Regions from separate parts of the Mus musculus genome. Here region 1 is linked to region 2. A link is a contact called in ENCODE Hi-C or POLR2A ChIA-PET data. All regions are on one chromosome and are shown on one strand. The core of a region is the stretch at or near the end of the contact, and the rest is flanking DNA. Distances in the headings are between cores, read along the strand shown.

Evidence for each region. Hi-C counts contacts between places; a loop is a spot of excess contacts on that map. ChIA-PET counts read pairs that join two places held with the same protein, here RNA polymerase II (POLR2A).
Region 1: a map of adrenal gland shows a loop between it and region 2 (2.3-fold over the local background). The contact joins two enhancer-like sites. A Hi-C loop is called at or near these places in 11 of 37 maps with a recorded cell type or tissue (CH12.LX, adrenal gland, gastrocnemius and 2 more). POLR2A ChIA-PET finds 5 or more read pairs at or near these places in 1 of 5 experiments (embryonic stem cell).

Annotation. Positions count from the first base shown.
Region 1 is chr16:43,505,082-43,508,684 of GRCm38, forward strand. The region is part of intron 5 of Zbtb20 (zinc finger and BTB domain containing 20); the gene reads left to right. Among named protein-coding and RNA genes, the nearest start is that of Gm15713, 87 kb to the left of the region's middle. Within about 2 kb of position 1,882, at least 2 of the 3 ENCODE cell types and tissues checked have a DNase peak (open chromatin) inside an H3K27ac peak, as active enhancers do; they include gastrocnemius, where a contact is called at or near this core.
Region 2 is chr16:43,456,332-43,459,965 of GRCm38, forward strand. The region is part of intron 4 of Zbtb20 (zinc finger and BTB domain containing 20); the gene reads left to right. Among named protein-coding and RNA genes, the nearest start is that of Gm15713, 38 kb to the left of the region's middle. Within about 2 kb of position 2,112, at least 1 of the 3 ENCODE cell types and tissues checked has a DNase peak (open chromatin) inside an H3K27ac peak, as active enhancers do; it is gastrocnemius, where a contact is called at or near this core.

The DNA.
Region 1 (3,603 bases), core at 632-3,131, 49 kb after region 2:
AGGTTTTCTCAACAATTCTGATTGCCATGTAGCTTTGTATTCTGTTTGATGTTTTGCCTATGCGTATGTATTTCCACTATGAATTTGTGTTTGTAGTAAACATTCTAGAATGCTTATCACTTTCAAATTAATCCTCTAACAAAAGAAAAGAGAAATCAGGACGGGAACTGTATGAGCAAAGTATAGTAAACAGTTTATCTTTTAATACATGCTGTACATTTTATATTTTTATACTAATATCCTTAACTTATAATCCCAGGGAAATGCTTTCTTTCTGAAAGTTCTGCTCTTAATGTGTTTATATTTTGAGTGTCGTTTGGTAATCATTTGAGGTACATAATGGACACTAAACTGAGCAGAGGGGAAATAGCTACAAGCGCCACCACAAAACCCTGAAAATGCAGACTAGGCTGAGCACCTAAGTGTGGCTCAGAGGGAAACAACTACAACAGTTGTCCACGAGTCAGAAACTCTCTCCTCCTCTTCCTCCCATTTATGGAAAAATAAAACTCATTCATTATCCCTGGGGCCGGACACTATAAGAAAAACTAGAGGTACATATATTTTCCCATGTGTATGAACTGTACGTCTATCTGTGTTTCTAAAGGGCACAGTGCTTATGGGGCAGAGGGCAACGCCTCACTAGTCAGCCCTCCTGGCTGGGAGGGCTGAATGCCTTGTGTTTGAAGTAACTTGATAACAAGGGGTCTTTTCGGGAACCCGTCTATGTGTGTGCTCCTTCAGTAATGACCCTCAAATTAAGCCTGGCACTGGGTGGCCAAGCTAGTACTTGACCTCATGGGAAGATACTAGAAGTAAGGGAAGTCTGGGCAAATCCAAAATTTCTAGGGCCGGTCACTTGTCACAGTTGCATGTTTTCTTGCGGGAAATTCTTGAATTCCACTCAAAAGTCTATATTTTTGTAGAATTTGTAAACGATCCTAAAATGAAAGTCACTCACCAAAAATAAAAGAAACTAAGTCTTTAAAAAGTTTTAGCTTAAAGGCAAGAGGCTTGGGGATTTTTTTCTGCCCTTGCTCCCCACCCCAGCCCCCACACATACTTTGCTTGGTTTCTTTTTCTTTTCTTCTCTTTTTTTCCCCTCTCCTGAATCCTTTTGTTACTGCAGCTGTTGTACCTGCATATTTGGTTTGTGTGTGTGAGTGTCCTCTCCTCACCCTTCATCTCTCTCCCTGTCTGCTGTTTGGGGTGGCCAGAGGATTTTCTGAGAGGGACAGAGGGAGGACTGGAAGAGGAAGAGGCTGTTGCTGAATGCAGCAGTACCCCCCCCCCCAAGTCAGGCAGCCCCGTCAGCTAGCTGTGCTGGGAGAGTACAGTGAGAGGTGATAGCTGTCATTCTGGGATTCTTCGTAGGTCTGACCTGAGAGTAACACACTCAACAGTCGAGGAGAAAGGGGAACATAGAGGAGGAAGAAAGAAACGCTCTTTGAGCTGGAATACACTGGCCCTTTCTTCCTGGAGGCAATCCGCTCTGGTTCTTGGCGACGTGTCCTGCACTATCAGATATCATATGACTTTTTATTTAGATTTCTTTTTGGAGAATGGCCTGTTAGGACTCTGTTTGTTTTCTTTTATTTAATTTCCTTCTCCCTTCACCCGCTAGTTTTGTGTATCTGTGTGTCAGAGTGTGTGCACGCATGCATATGTGTGTGCAGTTTTTATCTTTGTTTTTGTTCTGTTGATCGGATGCTTTATTTAAGGACAAAGCTTTAATTATTTCAGTATAGTGGTTTAATCATTTGCCAAAAAGAAACCTCATTCCAGGCTTTTGGGGGCTTGGGGTCCATTTTTAAACACATCCATTAACCCAGGAGGCTGCAGCTCCTGATGCCTGCTGGTCAGACCTTGGCCCACTCCCCCACCCTCACTTACCCCTCCTCCTCAGCAGCGTGCACAGCAGCGTGAGGTAGGAAACACCTGTGCGGAGTTGTGAGGGAAATAAAAGTAGAGGCAACTTCTTCAAATCTGGGCTCCTGCTTTCACTTTAATAAACTTTTTTTTCCGATCTTTGATTTTTTTTTTCTTTTCTTTTTGGCACCCTCTGTTGAGCTTGAAAACATCAGAGATAGTTAAGGATATGTCCGTGGCGCTTTTGTGAGGCCAGCTGAGCACCACTGGAAAGTGGAGCAGGAGTTGCAATCTATTCAGAGACTTAAGATTAAGTAAGAGATTTAAATAAGGTCTTTGAGATCTGTGCGCTGCTCGGTCAGGGTTTGGTGATAGGTGGTAGATGGGGTATTTAGGGTATTCAAGGCAGGGAGAGAGAAAATCCCAAACTGGAGAAAGACGAGCAGTTTTGCTGCAATTAGTACTTTTAAAACCTTAACTCAATCGAATTTTTATTTTATGTATCTCAAAATTTAGCTGACCAATATGTGATCAGCTATCTTTCCATGCTTGCTGTGCAATTATACTGACAATTCTTGCTGAATTTACCCTATAATTTCATGTATTTTTTTAGTTTTGGAGAGTTCAGATTTTAGTTAGAAAAAAAAAAAGCATAACTTCTCTCGATATGCCTAAAGTGGTCTATACATTATTCTTGCCATACTGAACATACTAGATTCTGATTGTATGTGTATGTTTTTGTGTTACAACACACAAGACTGCCTTAAAGACTCAGGTGACCGCTACATCCTTCAGACCTGTAGATTTTAGCTTCTTGTTACTTGTTCTGAAATTATTTTTCATGGACCTTTAATGTGCAATGTCTTTTTTTTTTATAACCAATTGTGAGTTTTGTTGAAACTTGAAGAGAAATTTATTCCACCCCTTTAAGAGTACCCAAAAGGGAAGGGAGAACTATTCTCTTTCAGCTCAAAAAAAAAATTTTTTTTAGAAACCTTTTTCCCCCAACGGAAAACTCCAAAACAGCTCTGTCTCAGAACGTTAAACTTGGCATGGGTAAGAAATGTGAGTTTTGCTTTGTTTGAGGAAATTTGTTTTCGAGACAACAATGTTATAAATATTTTTAAATTGCCTGCTGAGCATGCGCTGTCTCTGACTTTATTCATAGTTTTAAATACACACCAATGCAATCTTCTGAATGGCCACAGGTAAGGCTGTCGGTTTGTGGGATTCTTCTCTGAGGCACCTTCAGTGAGTCTCCTCAGTTTTCCAGAAGGGAAAGGGGCAGGAGCTGAGCTCAGACCTGGATACCCTTCTAACTATCCTAGAGAAAAAGTGAATTGCCCTCTAAGGCTTGCACACTGTACTTAGGGTAAGTACTATTCAACTTTTCTTTCCTGTATGAGTTGCCTGCCTTAACTTTCTGGCTTATTACTAGCAGAGTAAATGGGGAAATTTTTTAACTCAAGGAGGAATTTGCCTGAAACAGAAGATTTGCAGATTTAAGGGCATCTATTGTGCATAAATTTAGGGATCCGCGAATTTGCCAGTAAAATGCTAGCAGCTCAGTGCTTACAGAGCAAAGATGTGCTAGTCTGAACATGTCTGAGCTCATCTGGAATCGAAAGCTAAATCTAGGTGGGCCTGTTATAATACCCGAAAAGGAACACATGTGTCTTTTGTACAGGCTTTTTTTTTTTTTTTTTTTTTTTAAAGCCAGCCTTCCAAAGGCAA
Region 2 (3,634 bases), core at 862-3,361:
AATGTCAATCCTTCTCCTCTTTGTAACCACTCTTACAGTCTGAAAACTGTAAAGATGCAACTAGGCTCTTTCTTCCCTAAACTAAATTATCCCCATTCTTTAACAGTTACTTTTATTTCTATAGCTCCTTCTGTGGCAAGCAGGACTATTTTTAAAAGTTCTGTCATATATGATGCTTCTGACACAGGCGCTGCATATTTTAATTCCACTGTGCTAGTGTGGAAATAGCCACAACTTTTCATTATATCCTGATGGACAGAGCATTTGTGCTCATTTAACCTTGAGGTTTAAACTTATTCCCAAAAAAGTAACTGACTCATAGCATTGGCGAGACCCGGAATAAAGAACACCAGCACTCCTAATCGGAAAACTCATCTTGCCCCCACTCCTGAAATGCACTAAAATTAACTTTCCCTTGACCTCTCTTTCTAGTGCTATTTATTTACTGATTTAACGACTTTTTTCTATCATCTTTGTCTCCTAAAATAGACAGATGACATTTATTCAACAAACATTGGAGTGTCATGCTGTGTTTAACACACTTAGCAAGGTTTGGGAGATTCAAGTGTGAACTGTCAGCAAAGGCTGGGAGGCATGGCTGTCCTGGGCATGCGCAGGGAAAAACATAATAGTCTGTCACCATATATAAAGAAACAGTGGAGAAGAAAACAGAGATGGGCCTGGGCCAAATTGTGAGAGGTCTTGGATGCGCTTAAGCAAATAGCTAGTCGTGACAAGGATGAAAGTAACACTTTGCAATCTGTATTGCAGAACACTGCTCCTAAGTCTTTAAAACACAGACCTAGCTTATGTTGTCCCCACAGTTTAAGCAGTCAGTGGGCATACCTGATTAATTTCTGTCTTTTGATATGTGGCTCCTAATTTTCCCTTTGTATTTTAACCATTTGAGGAAACCTTTGGTGAGGAACACCCTCTGTGCACACAAATCAGGATACTTCTCTGTGCTTCTGCAGTGCACATATTAATTCTATGATCCACTGAACCAAGCACTGTTATTCTCTGCATTTCTATATTGAAAAGTTTTGGAGTATTTGTGTGATAGCAGCAATCTCTGTAGCAAATGACATTAATGGTAGACTAGAACAACATTGTGTGCCTTTAATTGATAGGCCACATAATAACAGTGTCAGACCTTTTAAGGACACACACACATACATACACACACACACACACACACACACACACACACACACACACAAATCAATTTGCTATAGGGAAGAAGGTCTGACACTCAATCCATTTAGACGCTGTAAAGCTACTACTTCAGAAATTAGAAATATACAGGGAAAAATGGAATTACATCATTGAATGTTCCTAAAATCTGCTTTAGAGAGGGCGGAAGAGAAAGGAACTGGTGTGGATGTGGTCATGTTTCCTTCTATATATGTATGAGATTCATGCAGAAAAAAATTATAATTAAAATAGAACCCATCTTAACTATAAATGCAGCCCCTGCTACTGCTCCCAGAGCTGCTGCTCCCACTTCATTTGTTCTCTGATATTTTGTTCTCTGATCCTGTGAACATCATGAAGAGTCAGGAAATGTGGACGGGGTGGGGCAGGTGTTTAATTGTATCTTGGCAAAGGCTCGTACGTAGGCTGTGCTGTGCCTAATTACTGAAGTTTAGTTTCTGCATCTTCTCTCTCCATTGGTGATTACCTTATCCCATCATCTGAGGTTTAAAGAAACTGTTGTTCACAGTTATGTCATAACGTTCATGATTCTTTTATTTCTTGAGATGGACACAAATAATATGGTCCCATAAGGCTGACTTCAACACAGGAGTGACGACATGGCCTTTATGTTTTTCTCCCACCGACCAAAAGAAATGAAAACACATGAGCAAAGGGCCCGGCGTGGTGTTGCAAAGAATACCTCTGCACCCATGCCCTGTCTTTGACTCACAAACCTTTCCCAGTGTTTAGATTTTAAAAAAAAAGTAGAGAATTAAAAACTCACAAATGCAGAGTGCATGTAATGCCATTAAGTCTAGTATAAAACTTCTTGAATCTGTCACATAAAAAAAAAAAAAGTCTTGCATCCAACGCAAAGATGGAATATCAATTGCCAGGAGTCTGTGGAGCTGGCGCTCATTCCGAGAGGCACGTGTGTCTAGAATTCCAGGGGCTCCTCAGCCTTTGGAAATCCTGGAAGTCAAAGTAAAAATCAGCCGAGTGTTTGGGAAGACTCCGACATACAATTACTAAATACTATATTTCTGCAACACTAAAAGATATTTAAACATGTACATTGAAACATTACACAAACATTTAGAGGTTGTCCCTACCCCTATGAAGCAGAGATACAAACCCACCTAAATTCTAGAAAGACTTAAGATTAAAGCCCTGCCTAAGAGGCCACTCCTTCATGACTGCCATACCTTTTACCGTCCTAAGCAAGCAAGAGGAGCTTGGAACGGAGATCGTCTGAATTCCCCAGCTCTGTCATCAGCGCTGTGACACACTCTCATTTTCTGATTCATCTGTGATGAGTAAGCACTCCCTTTTCTATTCAGTCCTCAGAGTAACCAAACTTGCGAGTTATGATGACTTATTTTATTTTTCCTTACTGAATTATTTTTCCTTACTGAATTATTATTGTTCCCTCTTAGCAAAGTTTGTGGCACTCTTTGTCACCGGTGTTAATCCATATGCAGAAAAGCTGGCTTGGCCAGTCAGGTGGCCTGAACCTTGAGTTAGTTCAGAGCAAAGACAAACAGGCAAGCTTCTGTTTTTAACCCAGCCAGATACCTCAGCTGGCAGGCAGCTCAGTTTCCTCACCATAAAATGGGTATAATAATAGCTTTCCCTTACCGCTGTGAAATATTTAGAATGCAAATCAAGCCAAACCTATCTCCTTCCAAAGTGAAGCCTAAACCAGCCTGCATAATCCTGAATGAGCCCAGATTTCAAGGGGAAACTTCAAGTGGGAAACACCTAAAGGTAGTATAATTTAGTGGTTAAAGTATGTGGACTTTGGAATGGTAGGGACTCACTCAGAGGCTAGTGGCTGTGTGATTTGGGGTAAGTTTCCTAATTCCTGAAATCTCCTCTTTCTTCTAGTAAGTTCAGGGTAACAGTATTTTTCCCCTGTAGTGTGGGCTCAGGGATTCACTCTGACAGTGCCTCTCACACTTGCCCTCTGGCAGTCCTCAAGTTAGAATGGTCCGGCATGCCTCCTGGGACACTGCCTGTGTGCCCCAGACAGGACATTTCACATTTCAGGGAGGTCTCAGGTCTGACCCCTGAAAATACACATGGATTCTTGTTTTCTTTTCATTTTTCAGTATATTCTTGTTTGTGTTACTGAACTAGAAGAAATGCAAGGCCAAGAAGAGAATCTGTTTAGTTTCTTCTAAAACATCCAAGAAAAAGTTAATGGGGGAATGAATGTATTCATCTATAAAGAATAGTTTAAGTTATTTACACACAAAGAAAACCAGCCCTTCAGGAAAACTGCCATGTCTTAGTGTCGGAGCCTCTGTGTACCCCATGTAGCTTGCTTCGTACACATCCCTGGGGTGACATATGTGCAAACGAGACACACCTTTCCTTACCAGATGCCTGAAACCACAGCAGGTCCTCAGAGCTAGGAACTCTTTCTGTTGCTACC